7 separate regions of the Homo sapiens genome follow, and all the other regions are linked to region 5. Evidence: chromatin contacts called from ENCODE Hi-C or POLR2A ChIA-PET data. All regions are on one chromosome and are shown on one strand. Each heading gives the region's core, a stretch centred on a gene start or an enhancer-like site at or near the end of the contact. The rest is flanking DNA. Distances are from core to core; before and after follow the strand shown.

The links. A loop is a pair of places that touch in the nucleus more often than their neighbours do. ChIA-PET counts read pairs that join two places held with the same protein, here RNA polymerase II (POLR2A). Pooled maps may share reads with other maps.
Region 1: a map of CD4-positive, alpha-beta T cell shows a loop between it and region 5 (16-fold over the local background). The contact joins the promoter of FAM20B here to the promoter of XPR1 in region 5. A Hi-C loop is called at or near these places in 3 of 168 maps with a recorded cell type or tissue (CD4-positive, alpha-beta T cell, CD8-positive, alpha-beta T cell and naive thymus-derived CD4-positive, alpha-beta T cell), 1 of 37 single-sample maps with no recorded cell type and 10 of 50 pooled maps. POLR2A ChIA-PET finds 5 or more read pairs at or near these places in 1 of 52 experiments (OCI-LY7).
Region 2: a loop to region 5 is called in a map of CD8-positive, alpha-beta T cell, with 20 times the contacts of the local background. The contact joins the promoter of RNASEL here to the promoter of XPR1 in region 5. A Hi-C loop is called at or near these places in 2 of 168 maps with a recorded cell type or tissue (CD4-positive, alpha-beta T cell and CD8-positive, alpha-beta T cell) and 5 of 50 pooled maps.
Region 3: a map of B cell shows a loop between it and region 5 (19-fold over the local background). The contact joins the promoter of GLUL here to the promoter of XPR1 in region 5. A Hi-C loop is called at or near these places in 2 of 168 maps with a recorded cell type or tissue (B cell and naive thymus-derived CD4-positive, alpha-beta T cell) and 10 of 50 pooled maps. POLR2A ChIA-PET finds 5 or more read pairs at or near these places in 1 of 52 experiments (A673).
Region 4: a loop to region 5 is called in a map of B cell, with 24 times the contacts of the local background. The contact joins the enhancer-like site here to the promoter of XPR1 in region 5. A Hi-C loop is called at or near these places in 6 of 168 maps with a recorded cell type or tissue (B cell, CD4-positive, alpha-beta T cell, CD4-positive, alpha-beta memory T cell and 2 more), 2 of 37 single-sample maps with no recorded cell type and 16 of 50 pooled maps.
Region 6: a map of CD8-positive, alpha-beta T cell shows a loop between it and region 5 (7-fold over the local background). The contact joins the promoter of AXDND1 here to the promoter of XPR1 in region 5. A Hi-C loop is called at or near these places in 2 of 168 maps with a recorded cell type or tissue (CD8-positive, alpha-beta T cell and naive thymus-derived CD4-positive, alpha-beta T cell) and 8 of 50 pooled maps.
Region 7: a map of CD8-positive, alpha-beta T cell shows a loop between it and region 5 (18-fold over the local background). The contact joins the promoter of SOAT1 here to the promoter of XPR1 in region 5. A Hi-C loop is called at or near these places in 4 of 168 maps with a recorded cell type or tissue (B cell, CD8-positive, alpha-beta T cell and naive thymus-derived CD4-positive, alpha-beta T cell) and 8 of 50 pooled maps.

What each region holds. Positions count from the first base shown.
Region 1 is chr1:179,024,230-179,028,032 of GRCh38, forward strand. FAM20B (FAM20B glycosaminoglycan xylosylkinase) reads left to right here and starts at 1,665. Exons shown (of 8, transcript NM_014864.4): 1 at 1,665-1,869. RefSeq lists silencers at 1,482-1,671, 1,712-2,451.
Region 2 is chr1:182,587,885-182,591,393 of GRCh38, forward strand. RNASEL (ribonuclease L) reads right to left here and starts at 1,372. Exons shown (of 7, transcript NM_021133.4): 1 at 1,283-1,372. RefSeq lists an enhancer at 1,088-1,247.
Region 3 is chr1:182,390,540-182,394,291 of GRCh38, forward strand. It overlaps GLUL (glutamate-ammonia ligase), which reads right to left and starts at 1,251. Exons shown (of 7, transcript NM_001033044.4): 1 at 1,140-1,251. RefSeq lists a silencer at 987-1,666.
Region 4 is chr1:182,027,807-182,031,511 of GRCh38, forward strand. No RefSeq gene overlaps it. Among named protein-coding and RNA genes, the nearest start is that of ZNF648, 32 kb to the right of the region's middle. RefSeq lists a silencer at 1,922-2,311. Within about 2 kb of position 1,930, at least 30 of the 41 ENCODE cell types and tissues checked have a DNase peak (open chromatin) inside an H3K27ac peak, as active enhancers do; they include B cell and CD8-positive, alpha-beta T cell, where a contact is called at or near this core.
Region 5 is chr1:180,629,837-180,633,433 of GRCh38, forward strand. XPR1 (xenotropic and polytropic retrovirus receptor 1) reads left to right here and starts at 2,186. Exons shown (of 15, transcript NM_004736.4): 1 at 2,186-2,434. The coding sequence starts at 2,366. RefSeq lists enhancers at 2,050-2,550, 2,551-3,051 and a silencer at 2,546-2,925.
Region 6 is chr1:179,363,920-179,367,583 of GRCh38, forward strand. AXDND1 (axonemal dynein light chain domain containing 1) reads left to right here and starts at 2,052. Exons shown (of 26, transcript NM_144696.6): 1 at 2,052-2,081; 2 at 2,485-2,687. The coding sequence starts at 2,591. RefSeq lists enhancers at 1,603-2,002, 2,383-2,452.
Region 7 is chr1:179,291,563-179,295,092 of GRCh38, forward strand. SOAT1 (sterol O-acyltransferase 1) reads left to right here and starts at 2,235. Exons shown (of 16, transcript NM_003101.6): 1 at 2,235-2,374. RefSeq lists a silencer at 2,030-2,219 and an enhancer at 2,432-2,939.

The DNA of each region.
Region 1 (3,803 bases), core at 415-2,914, 1.6 Mb before region 5:
CCCCTGCCCTCACCTGAAAATCCTTAAAGACAGAAGGGATCATCCGCCCAGGAAGCTGAGGCTGCAGGATAAGCTGGCCTTTTCCTGAACAGTGACAGTTGGAGCGTTCACCCTCACTGTCCTTGTCAGAGTTACAGGCAAGAAAGGAGAATCCTTTTGGATAAAGTGTCTTAAAGGAACTGTTGATTTACCCTTTTGCTTTATGGTCTCCTGATGTAGTGAGCAAGGTTCAGGGAGATTAGCTAACTGCAGGCAGACTGATCTTCCTGTGCAGAGAAATAAGGTAGATTCTCATTATCTTCCAGCTCATTTTCCCAAGAATTATGTATTCTCCGGCCAGAAAACGACCTCCAAACCTCCAAACCTTTTCAACTACACGCAGCAAAAAGCTAATACAATGCCTTCTGCATTTGACTGTACGTCTCCTGCAGTGATTAATGCTGCCTCCCTAACTACATTGTCCGGAGCAAGTGTCAAGCCCAATTATTTCTCTAGGATCTCCTGATAGTAAATGCTCAGCAAATATACAGACGAATAACACCTAATCATACACAATAATCTTAGAGTACTTTCCCCATACATTTCCTAACTTAATCCTTACAACAACCCTGTGAAGTTATTAACTCCCATTTTCCAGTTAAGGAAACTGATGCTCAGCAAAGTTAACTGGCACATCCAGTATCATACAGCCAGTAAGAAAGAATTCTGTTCAGTACGCCTTACTGATTAAATGAACTATGTGGCCTGAAGAAAAAGTGTCAGCTCAGTCTTTCCCCATCACGCATCTTATTCCATGGAGTAACCTGCATTATATTTCAGGGTCAGGCACACTAAGTTTGCGCTTTAGTATATGGTGAATAAATGGATGGACACAGTGGCGGCTCTGTATAAGTCAGCTGAAAGCAAACAAAGGGAAGGCAGAATCTTTCATTCACACGATTTATCCGCGCCCACTGGGTGCACTACGGTCGGGCATTGGCGACCCAGGAGCGACTGACCTGCCCTCATGGGGCTTACGGTCCTTAGCAAAAAACAGATGTAAAACAACTAATATTACAGTAAATGAATCATAATTTTGTGAGATGCTCCTGAAAGTATGTAGCAGGACGCTCCGCTCTGGTCCGAATGAAGAGCCATTTGCACTCAGTGTGGAAAGGCTAGCCTTTTTCTGGGCAAAAGAAGCGGGGGATACATTTAGATAGGCAGAAGTTCCGAGCAGAAGTCAAGGCAAATTAAAAAGGCAACAGGAGGAGGGAAAATGCTTCTCACAAACAGAACTCGACCTAGGGGACCGCAACTCTCCAGTCCTGCTGCTTGGCTGCCTACCTACCTAAGAAAAGCAGGAAAGAAAAAGAGAAGACGGGGTGGGGGATGGAGGACAAATACAGAAAAAGAAAAAAGAGCGAAGGAAGTGAGAAGTGAGAGGCCAGTTTATGTAAGCGGGCAGGGCGGCGCGGCCGGCAGGAGACCGGCGCCGGCGCCGAGGGAGTTAAGCGGACGGGCCCGGTATGGAAGAGGTTAAGGGGGGCAGTCCGGAGCGGGTCCGGTAGGGGCCGCCTACTGGGCGGGGGCGGGGCCGCGCCGAGCGAGCGCTGGGATTGGCCGTCGGGCAGGCGCTACGCTAGGACGGTACCAACAGCCGGGGGCCTCGGAGGCGGGGGGGTGGGTGTGGGACTGCCGCTCTGCGCGGCGAGAGGTGGCCTGGGAATGGCCGGGCCGGGGGTGGGCCGGAGCCGCTGTGGCGGCGGCGGCGGCTGGGGGCGGTGAGCGCGGCGTGGGGCTGCCCCTCCCCGGAGGCGGCGGGGGCGGCCGGGGCCGCGCCGCACCGCACCGCGCGGGCGGCCATGGAGCGAGCCTAGGGCCCGACAGGTGAGTGGCGCGGGGGCGGGGGAGGGCGCGCGACCCCCGCCCCCGGCGCGGCGGGCGGGAAAATGCGGACCGGCACGCGGGCGGGGCACGGTACGTAGCGCGCGCCGGGCTGGGGCCGCCTGGGGGCGGGGCGCCTCCCTGAGGGGCCGGGCACCGGGTGCCCTGAGCCGTCCCCGAGTGGCTGCGGGCGGGTCCCGGGCGAGGGCCCGAGGCTTCCTGGGAGACCCGCTCGGGCCGCGTGTCCCTGTGTGCGGTCGCGGCTGAAGGGACGCGGCCTCGGCCGCCACGTCCCTGGCCCACCTGAGGCGCGGGCCCACCTGGGGCCGCCTCAGGCTGCCAGAGGTCCTTCTAGTGACCGTCTCTCGTCCCCTTGCGCGGTCCCCAGAGGCGATTGGCCCCGGTGCCTCTCTTGTGTTCCCCGGAGCGCCCGTTGAGGCAGCCCAGGGAGCGCGCCCTCGCGGGGTCTTTGCTGGGCCCGCCTCGTGGCCGGGAAGCGCGAGTGACCTGCAGGCCGGAGGCGGAAGGCGGGGCAACCGTGCCCGGGGCCCGCGGTCTCCTGGGGTCCTGCGCCGGGCGCTCGCAGAAGGGCACAACTTAACGAATGCTGTGTTAGCCCTCAGTGGGCTGCGCTTGAGATTTCATTTCCGGGTGTGACGGCCCCGCGATTAAGAGCGGACCGATACGTTTCCCTTAATGATGAATGTGAATAGTTGTCGAGCTGCGTCCTTGATTGTGGGTTCTGATAAGAGATTCATTCTAATCTGACTTCTGTTAACCTGCCAGTCTCCGGATAAGAAGAGAAGGGGTAGAAGGATGGATTGGAGGGAAAGTAGGGGTAACAGGGCTTGGTTAGTCTTAATGGAATTATTAGTCCTTTTAAAGACCATACCATCATTGGGATGGATAAGGAGTTTCTAATTTGGGAAAATGAGAGTTGCTTGCTATTGCGACTTGGGTCTAGTGCCAGATATCAGCATCTTCCCCACCCAGCCAGCTTCCCTCTGGAGGTTTGATTTCTCACTTGGAAGGGAAGTAGGAATGTGGGGTTTTTTTTAGCCTTTAGCCTTTAAACTGTAGGACTTTATAAATCTATAATCTGGTACAAATTACTATTGCCATTTATTAGCCACGCCTATGTTTTTTGCGTTGTAAATTCTTGCAAAAATTTCACTGGCGTTGATTTCTAAAAATCTGGTTAGAGATCTCAGTGTTCTTATGTATTACAAACATTCCTTGAGTTTATGCAGGATCTTTGAGCTAAGCTTAGAGCACTTCCTCAAATATGATTCGTTATCACGACTGTCTGAGAAACTGAGGTACAAATGGTAAAGATGCTAAATTATTTGCCCAGACTCATAGCCAATCTCAGGGAGATTTAAAATCAATGTATTCTATTAATAACTTTTCTAAAGTTTGCAAAGATGTTGGACTTTGGCCTCTCGAACCGTACAATGGAATCAGTCAGCAGGAGTCCCTTTCCCATTTGAAATTACTTATCAAAGGAGAATACAAAGGCACACACAAGTATAATTCAGACTCTCAGCCTCACTCATGATAAAGTGCAGTGATAAATATGGATACAGGTAAAAGATGATCAAGACATCTTGGAGTTCACAGCGTTTCTTTTCTGTGTGGTGAAAATGTGACATTGGTATGCTCTATTCGTTTCTCTAGAACTGGTAGGACAGTAGCTATGTTTTGGTGAATGAATGGAAACTAGAAAACACATACACTGCTTTTCTTTTTGGTTCTTAAGATTAGAGAAAAAACACATCACTGCTTCTATCATCTTTATTTTTATAATCTTTTATATCATGGAAGTATTTTATGTTAAATTGATAATTCCTTGACTTTTAGTTCATTCCCTTGATTTCCATTTGTAGATTCCAGCCCTTTCACACAGCCTTAAAGTTTCTGCTTCTTATCTCTTCTGA
Region 2 (3,509 bases), core at 122-2,621, 2.0 Mb after region 5:
CAATAAACATTCAGTAGAAACCACACTTCAAGTACACATACAACCATTCTGTTTTTTATTTCAGCATAGCATTCGATAAATACATGAGACATTTAACACTTTATTATAAAATAAGCTTTGAGCTAGATGATTTTGCCCAACTGTAGCCTAATGTAAGTGTTCTGAGCACATTTAAGGTAAGCTAGGATAAGCTATGACGTTCAGTAGATTAGGTGTATTAAATGTGCTTTTGACCTACAATATTTTCAATTTAGGATGGGTTTATCTGTATGTAACCCCATCATAAGTCAAGGAGTATCTGCAGTAGTGAAAAGAGCTTGTACTCTGACCTTAGGGAGATCTAAGTTTGAGCTTGTGGCTGTGTAATTTTTTACTATTACTTCCTGTAACCTTGGATTGTTGAATCTCAATTTTCTATTTCCTGAAATGGAGACAAAAATAAATACAGTCATGTGTGTAAAGTACATTAAAGTATGGAGTGTTGCAAATATTAGCCACTCAATGAATGTTAGAGCTAATTATATCCCGTTATGAAAAAATAAATTGCTTAGTGAATTCTATTCTCCCTACACATGTGCATATAGCTACTACACGAATAGGCAACTGGCAGCTATCAATTTCGTCCAACTGTCAATCAGATCTGAGAATTACAGATCCAGTTCAATCATCAGACAGCCCGAAACTGTTACCTGAATATTTAAATAACTGCATCTGCTATAGAATTCACGAAGCAACCCTTTTTCAGCAATCTCACCACTCTGACAGTTTCAAAGCCTCAGAGGTTAATTGATTAGCCTCTTAGAAGTTTAATTAATTGTGCAACACATACACGATCACCAGGCAATGAAATCTTTGAACCAAAGTGTTTGTGTAGACCGTCCCCATTACAATCAGATGTGAGGTGGGCTGGTATAAACAAAGGAGCCGGGAAGGAGAGGAAATATCAAGGAAGCCCTGAGTGACGCATCAGAGTAGAGAAGAGACGAGCCTGCGGAAGTACTCCAACAGACAATCCTGCTTTCAATTTCACTTTCTCTGTGCGACCTGAGTAAGTCGCAAAGAGATGCCTGAGAAACTGAGGACATGGATAAATGACGTGTGGACTCTGACAGAACTCTGGAAGGGCACTGGAGGAAGATCCTTCCGGGCAGCCAAGGGCTGGGAGCTCCCCTCCCACTTCCCAAGTCCTCCAGCCCCTGGCCTCTCCAGTCTCCAAAGCCCAAGAATTCTTCAGGATCGACTTATCGAGGTTTTCTAGCTTTCCTCCTTCTGCCTGCCTTACCTGCTCAACTCAGACGTCTCAATTATTCCTTTGGCAGCCGCAAAGCCTGGAAGACTGCTTGCAGCCCGAGCAGTTTCCTCCTGCTGCGTCACTGAGTCAGCAGGGCGGAGCCAAGAAAGGAGTGAGGAGTGTGGGAGGGAAAGCAGCCACAGGCTCACTCTGGCACCAGGAGCAAAGCTTCTACTTGCACACCTTCTGGAGGAAAGCAATAGCCACTTTCTGTCTGCTGATGAGGAATGTGATGCCCGGGGTCATGTCACTCACCTCTCAGTCTTGCAGCCTTTCAGGTGGCAGCAGCCAACTGCATCCATCACTCTTGCATCCTTTCTTTGTCATTGCAAATTCTGGTCTTCTTGGAAGAAAGGAATGGAAAGTAAACACATATTGAGCACCTATTGTGTTCCAGACACAATGCTTTACATGCAGCATGGTCCCAGTTAACCCCTGACAATCTTGTTGATTATGAAACGCAGGCTCATAGAAGCTAAGTAAGCCCAAAGCCCAAGCCCTGTCACCTTTCTCAGCTCACTCAACTCACAGCTCTGAGGCAGTGCGGCCTTCTCAGAAGGGTACCGGACTGGCAGTCTGGAGACCTGATCCTACAGCCAGCTCTGTGGCTGCTTAGCTGAGTGACCTCAGGCATGTGATTTAACCATGTAGGGCCTCAGTTCTCTCCTATAACTTGGTTTTGAAGGTTCCTTTCTGCTCTACAAGTTCTGTTCTTGACTATCTTCCTAGCAATGAGCTGTGTACTGTGTACTTAGTGCTGTAGTGGAAAGTATTTCCATCCCCAAAGAATACCCAGTCTTGCTGGGGAGACAAAGCCCTGGGACTTGTGAACAACAAGTAGTGCATGGTCACTTGACGACCACCTGTGTCACACCATCCAGACCCGGGGCCTCTACCACCCCTTATACACCAGGGATTCCCAGGCCTCGCTCTCTAACCCCAGCCTCTCTGCTGAGCTTTAGACCTACAAATCTTGAATATGTGTCAAATGGAAATACTCATCTTTTCCTAAATCTGCCCCTCCTCCCACTTATTCCATCTCCACAGATGGCACCATCACCCGGAGGCCACCCCTCATCCTCATCCCAACACCAAGTCTCTTGCTTTCATCTACAAAGGGATGACCATTCGAGTCCTTGTCATCATTTATAGCAAGAAATTGATGACTTGCTTCCTAGCCCTTCATCCATTGTTCCACCCTGCATCATTGACCCACCATCATTTTCAGGACAAAGTTCAAAAATCCTTAACCCATTATTCATTTAATTAATACTTGTTGGACAGGCGTGGTGGCTCACACCTGTAATCCCAGCACTTTGGGAGGCCAAGGCAGGCAGATCACCTGAGTTCAGGAGTTCAAGACCAGCCTGGCCAACATGGTGAAACCGCGTCTCTACTAAAAATACAAAAAGTAGCCAGGTGTGGTGTTGTGCACCTGTAATCCCAGCTACTCGGGAGGCTGAGGCAGGAGAATTGCTCGAACCCGGGAGGTGGAGGTTGAAGTGAGCCAACATAGTACCACTACACTCCAGCCTGGATGACAGAGCAAGACTCCGTCTCAAAAAAAAAAAAAAAACTTATTGAGCACTGACTATGTTACCAGTGACTATTCTGCATATCTGGCATAGAATGATTTACCACACCAGTTCCTCACAGAGTTCTTCTAGGAGCTTGCATCTTAATAGGCAGAAATAGATCATAAACAGTTGAAAAACCCAACATATCATGATTTCAGGTTATAATACAGTCCCTGCCTGTCCCTACTCCTCATGGGCATCATCAGTGCTAGCCTCCAGTTCCTTGTCACATTATGTCATATGCTTCTACCTCTATATCTTGACCTATGCTGCCTTGCTACCAGAACTAATGATATTAGTAAGAGTGATGAAAATGTGGATGATTCTGTTAATAATGACAAACATTTACATAGCTCTTTAATATGGTCCAGGAACTGTTCTGAACACTTTATATATGTATTAAATTATTTAATCTTATCCTTATGATGTATATACTATTTTTGTCTCCGTTTTGCAGATAAGAAAACTGAAGCATAAAGTGGTTAAGTAACTTGCTCTAAGGATTTGATCTATATCACTGAACATCACAGAGAAACAGCTTGTCCCCATTCTTTTCTTTTTTTTTTTCTTTTCAAGACGGAGTCTCACTCTGTCACCCAGGCTGGAGTGCAGTGGCGCGATCTTGGCTCACTGAAACCTCT
Region 3 (3,752 bases), core at 1-2,500, 1.8 Mb after region 5:
TAACCCTTCTCTTTTTGGAGTGGCGTTCGCGCCTCTCCTCTTTCTCAGACTCTAGCTGGTCCAAGCACCGGAGCTTTCTGGGAGAGGGCGATGGAGAAGGGGACAGACAGCGGCCGGCCCGGGGGGTGTCCGAACAGGCAGGTTGGTGGGTTAAGGTCTTAATCTTGACTCGAGATCTCTCCCCGGAGTTCACAGAGTAGGCGACGAAGCCGAAGCAGCTGGAGCGCGACCCGGAGGAGTCTGACTTCTCGTTGTCTTCATAATTTTCATTCGTTGCTTTCTTCGTGGACTTGCGGCTGGGGGAGGATCCCCGCTTCCCGCCCCCGAGGGAGTTATAATTATCCACTTTGAGAGCAGCCCCTTCCCACTGAAATGTCCCTAAAGTGGGCGCCCTGCCCCTCGGGCCCCCGTCCGAATCTCAGGGCCTCACGGAGGTGGCCATACCCTGCCGCCGAGGGGTTGGGGGGTCCGGGGGAGGGTGGGGGCGCAGGCCGTAGGGACTGCGCGCTGCTGCTGCCTCCGCCCGGACCGGCTTCTCCACTGACTGCGCCGAGGCCCGGGCTCTCCATTGTTCGGTCACATTGGAAGGCCCCCGGGACCCCGAGGCGGGAGCCGGCCGCCCAAACAACGCTCACCGTTACACGCCGCAATCGAGGCGTCTCAACCATCGCCAGAACCAGGACGATTGCTCCGAAGGCCCCACCACGAGGAAGGCAGCCAGGCGCCCGCGCCAACCAAGCGCCTTGTTTGCGCTCCACAGGGGACCGCACCGCCACTCCATCCACAGCGCAAACAAACCACTGCGAGCCCCAGGGCGCAGGCCGGCCCAACGGCCTCCAGGGGCGGCGCTTCGGCCGCAAGTAGTGAAAAGAAGATCAAAACAACTCACCCCGCCCTTCCCAGAGCCTGGCCAAGGGCGCGCCCCACCAGCGCCAGCCCCGACGGGTCCAAGCCACCAGCGGCGGAAGCACGCGGGAGGAGCACTCATGCCGGATCTCAGGCATGGGCCGGAGAGGCCGCAGCGTAGGGCTGGGACTGGAGGGGCAGGCAGCCGAAAAAAGAGGCTGGGCGGCGCGCCTCGCGGGGTAGCAGGGGCGGCGCGCCTCGCTTGCGTGACACCGGGCCGTCCGGGGGCTTACCTGGTCGCCGAGCAGGCGGGCGGGTAAAGCTAGGCCGCGAGAGCGAGGTTAGGAGAGGAGAGGAGGCCGCAGTACTGCTCACACGCTCCGCTCTTCTCCCACTCTCGACTCTGCAGAGCCGCCAGCAGCCCCGCACCCTTTATCCGCGGCCCGGGGCCGCCCCCGGTGCCCTGATTGGCTCCCAGCGGCCAGGAGCCCGGGCCGATCAGCTGATGCGGTCCCGGGCCCCGCGGCCATTGGGCGAGGAGCCCGGCGGGCGCCGCTGGGGTGGGGGCAAGCGAACTGGGAAAGAAAGAAAGAAAGAGAAAGGGGCGTGGGGGAGGGGCAGGGCGGCGTGGGGGAAGGGAGCGGAGCCGGGAGGGCTGAGGGCAGAGGGGCGAGTTGCCGCCAGGCCGGGAAGCCTCGGCTCGCCGCCCACCCGCCAGCTCGCCAGGTGCCGCCCCACGGCCCCCAACCCGGGGTCCCGAGGCTCCCAGCAAAGCCCGCCCTGGACCTCTGCCCTGCCGCCTTCACGGGGAATAGTTTTACGAGGAGAGCTCCCTGGGGAAATGCGGAACCAGGGAAACCGAATTTAGCCTTTTGTTGCGAGGGAGCCTCCGAGCCCCGCTTCCTGCGGGCAGGGGTTAGCTTGAGAGGGAGCGCGGGGCGCGGGACCCGAGGGAACTTTGGGCGGGCCTGGGCTAGGGCGGGTGCCGCGCGGGCCTGGGGACAGGCCGGGGTTCCCAAGGCCTGGAAGAGCCGCCCGCTCCGGCTCTCTTGGGTCTGGGGAAATAAACAGAACTCTGCCATTTCACATTTGAAATCAACGTGCTGTTTCTCTAATTTTACAGAGAGGATTCTGGAGGGCGGTAGAAACTAAGTCTGGAGACCTGTCTCATACTGCTGGCCAGACCCTAGGCAGGTCTTTCAGGGCCCAAGTTTCCTCATCTGCAAAATAAAGTGGTCATCGAAAATGACCTGTGGAGCCGCCCACTAGATTTGAAATTCTGTGTGCAAACTGCCCCCGGAGCAGCTGAAAGGAAATCGAGGTGTTCACTTGCCCCCTTTGAAGTCCAGGGATTGTCAAGAAATTCCTTTAACGAATTCTCCCTGATTTTGCTTTATCAAGTGCGGCTTCTTGTTAATCTGGAAAATGGGAATACATACCTCTCCTCTCAGCTTGCCGTGATGGTTGGGAAAATGTGTATGTGAACACAATATTGAAATGTACCTAGAGACACAACATAGGTAGGTAGGTAGGTAGGTAGGTAGATACTGCTATCCGTACTATTACTCGATCATTCTATTTTTAGTGCCTGAAATCTACCTGATGGTGTCCAGATTTTATTGCTTCTTTCAGTTTAAAGAGCAAGAATTTATGCTTCCAGTGCCTTTGGAAGAGGAAGGGAAGAAGTTTGTTCTGGTTATGTTTTGTACCGCAAATGTGGAAAAGAAATGTTGCCTGCAACCACACACACATAACTTGGCTTCTTTGGTCAACATCCCTTTCCTTTAAGAGTGTATAACACTGTAGTGCTTTTACATGACAGATGCAGCATTCATCTCAAACAGGGTTTTTTGGGATGTTTCAGACTGGTGACATTTTGGATTGGGTAAGGTGCCTTACAAATTCCTTGTTAAATTTCAGTGCTGCCCCTTGAAGCATTACATTGTGGTGGCTAAAGGCACGGCTGCAAGTCAGGTAAACCTAGGTTCAAATCTGGGCTTTCCCTTCATACCAGCTTTGTGTTGGCCAAATCACTTAGCCACATGAAGCCTGTTTCTTTGTCTATAATAAAAGAGGGATAATCATTTTTACCTCATAAAAGGATTAATTGTGATAGCACATGCAGAAGAGATTGAGTAGTCCTTGGTGCATCGTAAATGTTTAGAAAACAGCAATTATAATTATCATAGGCCAAGTTCTATAATCTGAGGTGATTGGATTCTTTCTTTCCCCATAGCGACTTTTGAATACAACTTTTCTGACTCAGTGTAATGCTTTACCATTCATTATATCAAACTGGACTTAACCTTGGTAACACAGTGAGCTGTCTTCATCTCTTTCTGTAAAGGTTTGAGTTTAAATGGTCGAGGAAGGGGAGCAAAGGAGGAGAAAAGTGATATTTTTATTTTAAAAGATGTTATTAATCATTTCCAGATACCAAACTACCGAACCATAAGCCAGAGCCTCTGCTGCACACACCACCAGCCCCTGAGGTGGGGATGACAAACATAACAGAGAACGGAATGGTAAGGCGTGAGTGCGGTTCTGCAGGCTTATGGTATTTCTGCCATTTGAGTGCCTGCTTCCCTTCCTAGATGTCTTGACCTCATTGAGCAGTTTATTCATTGTCATATCCCCCAGTAGTGTCCACGGTGAGTGTTCAATAAATGATATTTGTTAACCACACAGAAGTGACAGCAGCACCATCAAGAGAACATGTGCTTTGAGCTGCTTTTCCAAGAATGGAAATGGATTTGCTTTGATCCATTCATGTGACCAGGGGCACGCTTTGTAAGGGTTAGGAACATAATACATGACCACTGACTCTTTCAGGAGTGAACAAGAGGCCTTGTCCTCCTTGGCCAGCCCCACATTTACTTAAAATGATGAAATTAGGGCGCAGATGA
Region 4 (3,705 bases), core at 680-3,179, 1.4 Mb after region 5:
TTAATATTCTGTGAATAGTATATATTTTTGTTAGAAAAATTACTGTACGCTACTATAGACTTCATAAACACTGTACACTTAGGTTTCACTATATTTATGAAAAAATATTTTTCTTTCATCAGTAACCTTAGCTTACCATAATGTTTTTACTTTATAAACTTGAAAAAAATGACTCTTTTATAATAAGTTTAAAACATAAATACATTGTACAGATACACAAAACTTTTTTTTCTTTATATCCTTATTCTATAAGCTTTTTATATCTTAACTTTTTAATTTTTAAACTTTTTTGTTAAAAACAGACACAAACACACACATTAGCCTAGGCTTACAGAGAGTCAGGATCATCAGTGTCACTGTCTTCCACCTCCACATCTTGTCCCATTGGAAGGTCTTCAGGGGCAATAACACACCCGGAGCTGTCATCTCCTATGATGACAATGCTCTTATGGAATACCTCCTGAAAGGCCTGCCTGAGGCTGACAGTTAACTTTTCTTATAAGTAGAAGGAATGCACTCTAAAATAATGATAAAAAGTATAATACAGTAAATATATGAACCAGTAACAGTCGTTTATTATCATTTTGAAGTATTATGTATTGCACATAATCATGTGTGCTACCTTTTTATATGACTGGCAGCATGGTAGGTTTGTTTACACCAGCATCACAACAAACATGTGAGTAATACATTGCGGTACAGTGTTACAATGGCTTTGTCGCTAGGTGATAAGAATTTTTCAGCTCCATTATAATCTTATGGGACTAATGTCATATATGTAGTCCATCGATGATCAAAATGTCATTATGGGGCACATGACTATAAATGTACCTCTTGAGGACTGGCCTTTCTGACAGCTTTTTTTTTTAGTTTTGAGGATCAAACCCTTGGGGCCATTGATTCATTGGATCATTCAGCAAATGATCAAATGGGTAATTTGCGGTACAATCTAAGCAAAGGAAAACCTGAAGATGTCCATTTCTTCAAGGAAGCTCTAATCTGGAACAGCAATAAATTCTCTACGCAAAAGAGAAACACTCAAGGCAGTAAGGTAACAGCTCTGAAAGTGCTAAAAATATGGAGGGGAGCGAGCGATAACTTGTATGGTCACCATTGACCTTGCTGATGCAGAAATAAATCATCTTTACTCTTCATTCTCTTGAATTCTCACCTACCCTGCCACCTCATCCAAAATTTGTTAATTCTATGTGCAAAACATCTTTCAAATCCACCCCTCTCTCTTCATCCTCACTGCCCCCATCCTAGTCCACATCAATGCCAGTCTTCTGATTTTCCTGTCCCTAGTCTGATCTTCTCCCAATGCACTCTGCAGAGTGACCTTTATGAAATGTAGATCTGATTATGCCACGTTCCCACTTTAAAAGCCTCTAGAGGTGTGAACCTCTAGAGTCTTCTAGAATCTGACTTCCATTCTCTGTCCAGCTTTATTTCTTGCTGGACTACTCTATGCTCCAGCCATATTGGTCAAAAATTGTTTTAGTTTCTGGAACCTATGGTGATCCTCTCACCGAGGCCTGCTATTTTCTCTTACTGGAACTCTGTCCCCTCCCCTGGGCACCCTCCCGCCTCTGGCCTAGCGAATTCCTTCCATCTTCCGGTCTCAGTTCCTCCAAGAAACCTTCTCACCTAACCCGTCCGGTCAGGGTACTTTCCTTACCTAACACCCACTCCCTCGTTTACTTCTCTTTGGCTGGACTGAAGTTGGGCAGGGCAGGGGCTAGTCTGCCTTCTTCTGGGCCCAACCCTCCCGGCCGGCACCACAGGCATTACAGGTACTCTGTGCACTCAGGCTGCGCAGACCCGCAGCTTCCTATCCTGTAGCTCACTTTCCTCTGAGGCGGGCTGGAGGCGGAGCTTGTCCGCTGGGGGTGGGGCTCAAAGCTGGGGCGGGGATACGGAGCAAAACTTAAGAGGAAGATGAGAAGCCTGGTTGGCCAGGAGGCTTATCTGTCAGGACAGGGGGCGGGGCCTGGGGGGCCGTACCTTTGCTTACCGCGAGTGGGCGGGGCAGGTTTTACCGCCGCGGCCCATCAGCGAAGATCGCTGAGCGGCGCCCGCCTTGCGGGCCTCCAGGACCCGGCCGCCGCCATCCGGTGGGAAGCCGGGTGGCCTGCGGGTGAGGGGGGCGAGGCGGACGGAGGGCACCACACCCCCCGGGGGGCGGGGCGGGCGGAGAGCACCCTACATCCGGGAGCCGGGGCGGCGCCTGGAGAGCGGAGCAGGCAGCGCTTTCTGCCCGCTGAGTGGGTCAGGCGCCGCCCCCTTGTGGTCTCGGCCTGCGGGCAGCCCTTTGGAGCGCGCGGGAACCGGACGCCCGCCCGAGGAGAGAGGATCCAGGAGACCACTCCGGGCGGGATCCGCGGAGCCTGGGGCCGGGCGGTTGGCCCACATTATAAGAGGGCCTGCGTTGCTTCTACCTCAAAGGCTTTAGGGTGTTTGTTAATTCCCCGCCCCCCAACCTGATGATGCTCCAGGTATTTACAGGCAGGTGCCCCATAGGCTGTTTACTGGGAAGCAGAATTGGTGGACTCCGTTCGGGGATATGAGGAAAGATCCATAAGCAGAGAGAATAAAGCCTTTGCACTTACATTTTACTTCTCTTATCCCTCACCTCTACCACCTTTCCCCTTGACCCCCAATGGGCTGCAGGTCACATCATCTTGTCCTTGATATATTCAGAAAATAGAAGCCCCTCAAACAACTTAGAAGCAGTCCCCGCATGTCACCAAATAATAGACCACAGCTGGCATGTGAATGCTACCAGTTAGAGATGTGTAGTAGTTTGTAATTTCCTCATGAATAGTTCAAACTAGAGATTTCTAAATTATTACTAAATTTTAGTATTAATCTAAATATTGTTAATAGATTTTTGTATTATTACTAAATGCATAATCTTTGGAGCAGAAGTTGTGGGAAAAGAAGATTTGGACAAATACCTGACAAGTTACCCGGTATTTTACTTTCTTTGAAGCAATTAAAGAGGTCTGTGTCTTGTCTTGAATAATTAATTTACTTAGGTTGCTGTTTAAAATGCTTTTAAATTTTCAAAACACATCTGTGAGGAGAGGTCTCCACATCTTCAGTTGAAAACTGGAAGAAGCAAAAGGAATAGAGTGTTTATCTTTGAAAAAAGCACACCTAACTAAAATAATAATAAAAAATATGCAGGTGGATAGAAACTCAACAGCTTTCTTCATAGGGTTTGAAACCATAACTGAAGGAAAGGCTATCTGCCATCTCCACTTTGTCTGCTTCTTCAGTCATCTCTCATTATTCAACTTACCTTCTAGTCAGGTCAAATTACAGTTTCTCCAGACTCATATTGCTTTCATATATCTCTTTGTCTTTGTACATAATACTCCTTTACCTTCCTAATGCTTATTTTACCTTCGAAATTCAGCCAATGTATCAACTCTCCTAGAAAGTTCCATTATCTTTCCTCCAAGTACAGGTCTTTCCACTGTACTACCATCGAGTTCTGGGATGCTTCTCCTTGGTGGCATTTTTTATACCGTGATATAATTCTCTCTTTACTTATTCCTGTATCAAGTTGTTAGGGCAATGCCTTTATCTCAATATTCTGTAAATGTAGCATGGACGGATTGATGATGGACAGACAGGTGGGCGAGGGAATAGCTACAAGGATGGACATATACGTGGGAGAAAAGGGACGGACAAATGTAT
Region 5 (3,597 bases), core at 936-3,435:
TCACTGCAACCTCCACCTCCCGGGTTCAAGTGATTCTCTCACCTTAGCCTCCTGAGTAGCTGGGACTACAGGTGTGCACCGCCATGCCCGGCTAATTTTTGTATGTTTAGTAGAGATGGGGTTTCCCCATGTTGGGCAGGCTAGTCTTGAACTCCTGACCTCAGGTGATCCTCCCGCCTCGGCCTCCCAAAGTGCTGGGATTACAGGCGTGAGTTACTGTGCCTGGCAGGAAATTTATTATTAAATCTACTTCTGTGGATAAATTAAGTTGTCATGTCCTGGGTGGCAGGGCTCTGGATCAGGCATGAGAAAAATCAAGAATTTTAGAGCTAGTTTTGAGGGTTTCCTTACTTTCTTGGGTTGGGCCATGGTTCCAGAATTTTGTGCACAATTAAGGCATAGAGGTACGGTGCTGCTGGGAGCAGTGTGCCATGGTCCACCAGGGTTGCTACTAAGAATTTCCCATTCTAGTCCATGACTGGCTAAAGGCAGGAATCTCTTTTGTAGCTGTCCCTGGTTCCCTTTTCCCAGGCACAACATACAGCCATTTCCTTTCTGTGGTCTCGCCTCCTTCCTGGTAGCACACATATTCCTTTTTGCCTGTCTCTTTCTCCTGGCAAGGTTTACCTCCAGCAGAGGGGAATCTTTATGGTGAGCAGACGGAGGTCTGAGGTGAGAGGAGTCCTCACTCTTCTTTCTTTATTTTTTTGACCTTGATTACCCTTTCACCAGAGGTTAAGGCTTTTATACAGAAAAAGCCAGAAAGACTCATAGTCTATGCCTATTTTCCATCTTGTGTCATCCCTCTCCTGGGGAAATGATTGCAGAATCCCTATTGGCATGAATTAAGGGGAAGAGAAAGGGGAAAAAAGTACATGGAGAAAAAAAGACAACAGCAGAGAATGATATCTCAGAGCACTGCTCCAGGCATAGCAGTTCCCTAGTAAATCTTGAAATCTCATCAAAATTGTGAGGGTTAGGCTGAGCAAGGTGGCTCATGCCTGTAATTCCAGCACTTTAGGAGGCCTAGGTGGGAGGACTGTTTTAGCTCAGGAGCTCAAGACCAGCCTGGGCAACATAGCAAGACCCACATCTCTCCCAAAAATAAACAAAAAAATTAGTTTGGCATAATGGCATGTGCCTGTAGTCCCAGCTACTCAGGGGGCTGAGGTGGGAGGATGGCTCACAAACCTATGTGAGGTAAGGCTGCAGTGAACCATGATGGTGTGACTGCACTCCAGCCTGGGCAACAAAGCGAGACCAAAAAAAAAAATGTTAGAATCAAGGGACAAAGTACATGTAAGAGGTTTAGAATAGCACTTGGTACAGGAACAGTGAGTGCTCAATAAATTATTATTAGGTCTCCTCCACCCAGGGTAGGACCTGGGTTTCTGTCCTGAATTGGGACTTCCAAGACAATCACTCCCACACTCAATGTAGTACAGAGCTCTGTGAGTGATCTCTGCCCATGTTCCCCAGGGACACTTCAGCCTGGGTGCTGGGCCTGTTTCCGGTTTTACTGGGGTGGGCTTAGAGCTGTACTTCTACGGGGTTCTCTTTCCTCTCAACGTTGGTTTCCCTCCCAACCCTCACCCCCAACCCCAGGAAGCTCAGTTTACAAGTGCGGTCGGTACCCTCATTTGGTGTTTTTATTGGCTTTTCTGATAGCCCCTGGACTAGACAATTACATTGAAATTCAGAAGCAGCATGCACTTTTTGGCATTGATGTCTTTAATTAAATTCAATAAGCACTTATTGAGCACCTAGAGTGTGTAAAATACTGTTCCTTTAAATACATTTAGTCCTGAACTGTTTTAGCTTCTTAGTTTGGATTAGTGCTGATCCATTTCTTAAAGGTTTTATGAAGCATAAATATCAAAATGGAAAAATATTTGCACAGTTCTTTGTAAATATAAACGTCTTGTGTGGATTATTGTTGCTACAGTATTAATATTAACTGCAGTAACAACACTGCTGCTTCCCAGACAGGCGGTAGAAAGCAGCTGTAGGCCAACAGGAGCCAGACTGAAGAGATCCAGGGAGGTGCCTCCAGCACGTACGGCCCACAAGGGGCGGAGTCTTAAGAAGCGTACCCAAGCCCCACCCCTTACAGCACCCCCTTCGTCAGGGCGGTGTAGGCGGTTACCATGGCGATGACGTCCAGAGGGCGGGGAGGGGCGGGGCTATGGAGAGGAGGAGGAAGATGGCGGGCGGGCTGCTCTGAAGAGACCTCGGCGGCGGCGGAGGAGGAGAGAAGCGCAGCGCCGCGCCGCGCCGGGGCCCATGTGGGGAGGAGTCGGAGTCGCTGTTGCCGCCGCCGCCTGTAGCTGCTGGACCCGAGTGGGAGTGAGGGGGAAACGGCAGGATGAAGTTCGCCGAGCACCTCTCCGCGCACATCACTCCCGAGTGGAGGAAGCAATACATCCAGTATGAGGTACCGGCACGGCTGGGGTGTGGGAGGACTCGGAGGGGCCACCATCTCGCCAGTCCTGACGTCCACCGCCGCCTTCCGCTTCAGCTGGCTCCCTGTGCCCGGGCAGACTTTGACCCGCTGCCGCGGGGAGCCACTGCGGCATCCCCGCCGCGGCCGGCCGCCTCCCGGCTCCGCTGTCCTTCCCCTCCCCCGCAGCCCCGCTGCCGCCGGGGTAACGGATATGCAGGCGGAGGGCCGGGAGGAAAGGCGCTGCCCGGGCCGGGGCCGGGGCCGGGGAACGGTGGGAGGGTGAGCTGCAGGTGGGGGAGTCACGGTGCGAGGGCAGCCCCGGGTCGCGGCTGTTCCGCGCTAATCCCCTTCTCCCCACTCGCCCTGACCTCTCGTCCCCACCCTGGGCGAGCGCCCCCTCGCCAAGGTTAGGTCTTGTTTCTCTCTCTACACCTCTCACCAAGGAATCCTTGTCTTCCAAGAGAAGCCCCTCCAGTGATTTCCTTCATTCCAAAGAGCCCTTCGGCTTTTTCCCACTTGCCCACTGTTGACAAAGGCTTTGTAACGGGGTTGAAACTTGACTTAAGTGTGTATCACATATGTAGTGGTTATAGTTTTTGTAAACACGTTGTAATCAACTATTCTGCTTTGATAATAAGACTCTTTTTACTGATTGCATGAAGTCTACAGAGTAATAACATCTTTGTTTTTGCCTCTTGTTTTGGAATGGAGGGAAGAGAAAGGAGAGAAGAGAATTATTAACATTTTTTTATTTTCTGCTAAGTTTTTGCTAGCTGGGGAGAAAATTAGTATATTGTAAACAATATACCTTACCTGTGTATTACAGAAATCATGCTCCCCATTCCCTCCCAATTTCTGTGCTAACACTGCTGGAAGGTATTTAATAGATAATAAGGAACCTTACATTAATAAAGGGAAAAATAAAGATAATGAACCCATTTATATGTTCAGAAGACAAGATACCTAAGAGGCTTTAAGCATTGCAATAGGTTATTCTCAGTAGCTGGCAATTCAGCTCCTGGATAGAGAAAGACAGACTTATCTGTAACCTCCAGGAATTCACATCTGTTTTGTGTGCAGGAACAAAGAATATAAAATCAATATGAACACACATAACTTAGCTAGATTTTATGAATTAAACTATTTTAGTTCTC
Region 6 (3,664 bases), core at 802-3,301, 1.3 Mb before region 5:
TCAAAGGGACCATGTAGACTTGTTTTGAACCCTTTGCTCGAATTTCTCACAGCTATTACACTCAAAACCAGAAAATAGCCGTAATTCTGTCAACACAGAAGAGAACTGTCCAACTGATTTTCATGTTTGTCCAGGCACTCTACTTGGTGCTAAGGAATATGGTGATTGAATAAGATAAAGTTTCCTCCCTGTCTGGAAGCAACTAGACGCTGGGCTTCTCCCAGCGATTCATTATTTGGCACTAAATCTCTGCCTTAATATGAAACGATCCGGCTCATGCCTGTAATCCCGGCACTTTGGGAGGCCGCGGCGGGTGGATCACCTGAGGTCGGGAGTTCGAGACCAGCCTGACCAACATGGAGAAACCCCGTCTCTACTAAAAACACAAATTTAGCTGGGCGTGGTGGCGCATGCCTGTAATCCCAGCTACTAGGGAGGCTGAGGCAGGAGAATCGCTTGAACCTGGGAGGCGGAGGTTGCGGTGAGCCGAGATCGAGCCATTGCACTCCAGCCTGGGCAACAAGAGTGAAACTCCGTCTCAAAAAAGAAAAGAAAAGAAATGATCCCTCACCGAACCGAGCCTCAGTTCAGTGCGAAGGCTCTGATGATACTCTTTTTTTTTTTGAGACGGAGTCTCGTTCTGTTGCCCAGGCTGGAGTGCGGTGGCGCCATCTCGGCTCACCGCAACCCTTTCCTCCCCGGTTCAAGCGAATCTCCTGCTTCAACCTCCTGAGTAGCTGGGATTACAGGCGCGCGCCACCTCTCTTGGCTAATTTTTGTGTTTTTAGTAGAGACGGGGTTTCACCATGTTGGTCAGGCTGGTCTCGAACTCCTGACCTCGTGATCCACCCGCCTCGGCCTAAGAAAGTGCTGGGATTACAGGCGTGAGCCACCGGCCGCTGATGGTATTCTTTCCTGAGGGCAGATTTTCACGCCAGAAGCCCCGACAATTATACCTGAGCTGGTTCCACCTAAGCTCAATCCTCCTTCCCTGCCCCAAGGGGGTGAAAAATCTGGGCCCAGGAGGCCTTCCTTGTGCTCTGGGGGGAGGCATTTAAGGGTCCAAGGAAGACGTGACCGAAATGTAAAGCACTGGACGGCTTACCCAATAAGGGACCCAGCGTTTCTTATTACCCAACATCCCCCTGAGTCTGGCTTTTAGAAAAATATGCAAAGCGTCCGGGCGCAGTGGCTCACGCCTATGATCCCAGCACTTTGGAAGGCCGAGGCGGGCGCGGTCAGGAGTTTGAGACCAGCCTGGCCAATATGGTGAAACCCCGTCTCTACTAAAAATACAAAAATTAGCCGGGCATGGTGGCCCCCGCCTGTAGTCCCTCGGGAGGCTGAGGCAGGAGAATCGCTTGAACCTGGGAGGCGGAGGTGGCAGTGAGCTGAGATCGCACCATTGCACTCCAGCCAGCGCGACAGAACGAGACTCCGTCTCAAACAAAACAAAACAAAAAACAAACTACAAAATTAGCCGGGCATGGTGGCGTCTGCCTGTAGTCCCAGCTGCTTGGGAGGCTGAGGCAGGAGAATTGCTTGAACCCAGGAGGTGGAGGTTGCAGTGAGCCGAGATCGCACCATTAAACTCCAGCCTGGGCGACAAGAGGGAAATTCCGTCTCAGGGGAAAAAAAGAGAAAGAAAGAAAAAGAGGAAGAAAGAGAAAGAAAAATATGCAAAGCAACAAAAAAGAGAGCTAGAAAGATGGAAACAACTCAGAAGACCCTTGCTTAACCCGCGTGCGTCACGGGCTACAGGGGTCGGCCCCTCGAGCTAACCCCCACCGGCGCCTGCGCACTGGCCTGGCCCGCGGCAGGAAGCCCCGGCGTGAGACACTTTCGGATTCCGTGACAACGGCGGGATTAAACGTTTTTCTTCTCCTTTGCTACTGAACCTATGCTGTGACTTAGAACATAAGAAACTCCAAGAGGGTGTAGGGATTGTCTTAGCTGTCTCCCTCCTCCGCCGGCACCGCTGAAGGCAGCCCCTATGGAGGGCGCTAAACCTCGGGGCCCTGGGTTTCTATGACGACAAACAGGCGTTCCAGCAAAGGAGGAAGTGAGCGGATGCTGGGCGGGTACGCAATGTGTGGGTAGGATCGCGGGTGTCCCTTTCCCGTCATTTTAAACCAAGAAGCAGTGCGAGGCCTGCCCAACTCGCGAGTTTGTGGAACTGGCGCGCGAGAGCGCTGCCTGTGGGGAAGGTATGGTCCCCAGCCGAGCCGCCTGCAGCGAGTGTCCCCCACCAGGGGTGCCGGCGGTCTGCGGGGTCCGCCGAGCGGGTCCTTCCTGCCCTGCTCCTTGACCCCGACCTGACGGTCCACTAAGGCTTCTTAGTCGCTACACATAACCCCAGAACATAGAGGTCGCCCCGAAGAAGGAGAACCATGCTAGATGAATTCTAAACTGCGATCTGAACCTAAGTACTCAATAGTTGTCATCTTTTTTTTTTTTTTTAAATCTTTTTTCCTCTGCCTGCAGGACTATGTGGCAGCCTGCAAGTCCCAGTGCGGCGCTGATTTGTGTCTAAATTAGCTTTCCGGAGGACTATTTCAAATTACTAAAGAGATAGGAGGCATTGTTTATTATGTCTCTCCCGAAAACGCCCTCCACCCCGCTAAACTCTACATCAACATCTGAGAGCAAAAAGTTAAAAGTGTCTGTAGCCAAGGAAGGGACAAGAGGTAAACTTCGTTGATTCTGAAGTCATAAACAGTCATGGCCGTAAGACAGAAATCACCTTCCATTCACCGGTTTTTTAAATCTGATATTCAGAATACCTTGATTGGCTACATTTTTCTAACACACTTGCTTAAATAAAGCAAGAAGTCATTCCTTTTACAGTATTTTGAGTCAGAGTACTGTTTCACTACTCCATCTAAATACAGTTTATACTTTTTTTCAAATGTTGATTTATATATGATTTTAAATTCAACCTATTTTAAATATCAATAGTTACGTATTTTTTGGTTCCTGGTCTTTGGCTTTAAGGAACTTTGGAAAAAGTAATAGTGAGGCAGGGCGCGGTGGCTCACGCCTGTAATCCCAGCACTTTGGGAGGCCGAGGTGGGCGGATCACTTGAGGTCAGGAGTTCGAGACCAGCCTGGCCAAATATGATGAAATCCCGTCTCTACTAGAAATACAAAAATTAGCCGGGCATGGTGGCTCGCGCCTGTAGTCCCAGCTTACTCTGGAGGCTGAGGCAAGAGAATCGCTTGAACCCAGGAGGTGAGGTTGCAGTGAGCCAGGATCGAGCCATTGCATTCCAGTCTGGGAGACAAGAGCAAGACCCCATCTCAAAATAAATAAATAAATAGGCCGGGCACAGTGGCTCACACCTGTAATCCCATTTGGGAGGCTGAGGCTGGCGGATCACGAGGTCAAGAGATTGAGACCATTCTGGCCAACATGGAGAAACTCTGTCTACTAAAAATACAAAAATTAGGGGGGGCGTGGTGGCTCGTGCCTGTAGTCCCAGCTACTCAGGAGGCTGAGGCAGGAGAATCGCTTGAACCCGGGAGGTGGAGGTTGCAGTGAGCCGAGATTGCGCCACTGCACTCCAGCCTGGCGACAGAACGAGACTCCGTCTCAAATCACGAGGTCAGGAGTTTGAGACCAGCCTGACCAACGTGGTGAAACCCGGTCTCTACTAAAAATACA
Region 7 (3,530 bases), core at 985-3,484, 1.3 Mb before region 5:
TTCAGCATCAGCCACAGTTCAGCATCGGGGCCTTGACACCCATTATCCTCTGTCTAGAATGTTCTTCCTCCCCATGGTTGGCTTGGCTGGCTCCTTCTTGTCATTTAGGTCTTAGCTCCTGAATTATCTCCTCAGAAAATCCTTCCCTGACCATTCTGTTTTGTTTTCTGCTCAGTACTTATCACTGCCAGTGATTATCTCATCTATTCGTTTTATTATTTATATTCTTCATTAGAAACATAAGCTTTTGTTGTTTGAGACAGAGTCCCACTGTGTTGACCAGGCTGCAGTGCAGTGGCATGATTTTTTGGCTCACTGCATCCTCCGTCCCTCACCCCCCATCCCCCACCACAAGCAATCCTCTTATCTCAGCCTCCCGAGTAGCTGGGACCATAGGGGCCTGCCACAATTCCCAGCAAATTTTGTTGTCATTGTTGTTGTTGTTGTTGTTGTTTTTAAATTCTGTAGAGAGGGAGTCTCACTATGTTGCTCAGGCTGGTCTTGGACTCCTGGCCTCAAAGTGATCCTCCTGCCTCAGCCTCCCAAAGTGCTGGGATTATAGGCTTGAGCCACCTGTTTGTTTCCTTTCATACCTAGTCCTGCAGAACATAAGCCTCTAAGTGCAGGGGCTTCTTCTGTTTATTCACCACTGTATTTCTAGCACCAAGAATACTATCAATATTTTTTGAATGAATGAATCAAACAGTGAAAAGGCCAGTCATCTTGGTGTATATAGAAGGTAGCCAACAGAGACCCAATAGAAATGAGTGCCTATGTTCCTACTGCTCTATAACTAGTGGGAGTGGGGAGGGGAAGCAGCTGGGGGTCTACCAGACCCTGTCACCAACTAGTCAGCACACGTGGCAATCACAGTTGTAGAAGAGGCCAAACGGAGCAGATCTGCCAATGACAGCCAGTACTAAACTCGACTGGATGCTGAGGGCCATTTCTGCTTTGAGTGAACAGTGCAGCCTGCTGGGTGGCCAAGGGAACGTGTACAAATCCACTTTGTTTAAAGGACCCAGAGAGTAGTCAGTTCTGCTAAACCTCATCTGTTTGTTCAGGGATTTTTGTCCTGGGGAGGAGTGGGGAAGAAGCGATTAGTCAGGCCAGGCTAGCTGGTATTAGTTTGCAGGCTGTGAGTGCGACTCTTCAGTCTCTGCTCCTCTCATCATTGCCTTTTCACCTACCTTTACCCTAAATTTACGTACACCTCTGCCTTCACAAATTCCAAGCGATTAACTGTTGTATTTAATCTCTGTCCCAAATCTCTCTGCATCATTCTTCTTTTGATTATGAAGTCACGAGGGCCCTTTGTTTATTTTATTTTTAAAACTTTTTTTGAGAAGGAGTTTAGCTCTTATTGCCCAGGCTGGAGTGCAATGGCACAATCTAGGCTCACTGCAACCTCTGGCTTCCGGGTTCAAGCAATCCTCCTGCCTCAGCCTCCCGAATAGCTGGGATTACAGGCGCGCGCCACCAAGCCCGGCTAATTTTTTGTATTTAGTAGAGACGGGGTTTCACCATGTTGGTCAGGCTGGTCTCGATCCTAACCTCAGGTGACCCAGCCACCTCGGTCTCCCAAAGTGTTGGGATTACAGGCGTGAGCCACCGCACCTGGCCTCAAGGGCCCTTAAATATTACTTAGTTGTTCCATTATTTGGTGTGTTTTATTATTTGGTGCAGGTTTTTTCCCCTTATCTAGTTTGAATGTTGCTGAAGGACGCTGGTTTTCAAACGGTAAGGAATCTCCTGATAAAGGCACGAATCTTGGTGTGCAGATAAGCCAGCGATTCTTGCTTCTGGCTAGTTCTACGTTGTTCCTGGATGGTCAGTTCAAACTGCAATGATCCACAGCTCCAGAAGCGGCTTCTTCCAGTCGGCCTAGGAGCCAAACGCCCCTGCAGCTCCATGCTACCACGCAGGGTGCCGTTTCGGGCTTGCAGGGAGTTGTCGCAGTCCCGTTTTGGCTGCACATTCTACTGCTGGGGTGGAAGTGTCAAGCAAGATGTTGTCGCCGGTATCATGATGTCCGGGTGAGAAGCTTCCTTGGCAGGTTGCCAGGGCCAGCCTGCGAGCACTGGCGCCGGGGACCCGCGCGCCCGGGAAGGGGCGGGGAGGTGGGCGGAGCCTGGCAACCTGGGGACCACCAATAGGATGCTCAGCCGGAGGTGGCCCTGCGCGTGACGCAGCGGTGCTCGGAGGCAGGGGGCGTAGGGGCCGGGCTGTCCGGCGCTTTAGCTTAGCAGGCGACGTTGCGGGCCCTGGGCGCCAGGAGAGCTTCCCGGAGTCGACCTTCCTGCTGGCTGCTCTGTGACCGCTTCCCGGCTCTGCCCTCTTGGCCGAAGTGCCCGCTGCCGGGCGCGGGCCTCAGGTAACGGTGGTGCTCCCGCGCCTCTCCTCGCTTCCCGCTTGGGTCCACCGGCCTCAGCCCGCGGGGAAGGGAGAAGCGGTGGCGGCAGCAGCTCCGGCCCGGCCTTGTCCTGGGCTGTGCTGCGGAGAAGGCGAGGCTCGGCGACTGCAGGGGAGTTGGGGAGGGGAGGGCGGGAAAGTTACCGTCAGGCGCCCGGGTCACGGGCAGCCTTTTAAACCCTGCACGCTGGTTTGGTGTTCCGCAAATCTCGTGGCATCTCTCAAGTCAGTAGTAAAGAAAGTTAGGAATTAGAAGACGTTTTATTCTTTAAAAAGCGAAACCAAAAATGCACTCAGGAAGTCAGCTTTTTAATGATTTAGAGAAAATGTGTGAAGGGAAGGATGGTATTAGCAAGACATGAAAATCTGTAGGGGCACCAGAACCTTTAATCAAGCTCATGTTTTATTGTAAAATATTAGGATGTAGGTAAGTTTCTGTTTTCCCTAAGTGTTAATGGTCATGTAATTTAAATAATATGTATATTGAAAGGTTATTTCTAAGTGAGAAACAACTATATAAACTTTATTCTCCGTATATATATTTAGGTTAAGTTCGTTGGTCACTTTTGTTTGTTTGAGACGGAGTCTCGCTGTGTCGCAAGGCTGGAGTGCAGTGGCGCAATCTCGGCTCACTGCAACCTCTGCCTCCCGGGTTCAAGCGATTCTTGTGCCTCAGCCTCCTGAGTAGCTGGGATTACAGGCGTGCGCCACCACGCCCAGGTAATTTTTGTAGTTTTAGTAGAGACGGGGTTTCACCATGTTGGACCAGGTTGGTCTCAAACTCCTGACCTCAAGTGATCCGCCCGCTTCGGCCTCCCAAAGTGCTGGGATTACAGGCGTGAGCCACCGCGCCTGGCCTGTTGGTCACTTTTTAATATTTAAGTGGCTGCCACCTGTTTAAACCACTTTTTTCTTTTTTTCAGCCTGCTTGATTTCCTCTTCCTTGAAGTAGAATTCAATTTGAAGCTTTTTTTTTTTCTTTTTAAAAGTTGGGCGGTGTCAGTGAATGACTTGTTAAGGAAGTCTGTGCGTTGTCTGGGTGTGAGAATGGGTTTTGGAAGGAGCTCTGTGGCACTGAATTATCGTTTAGAAATGCACGTGTTTTAGTGAATCACATG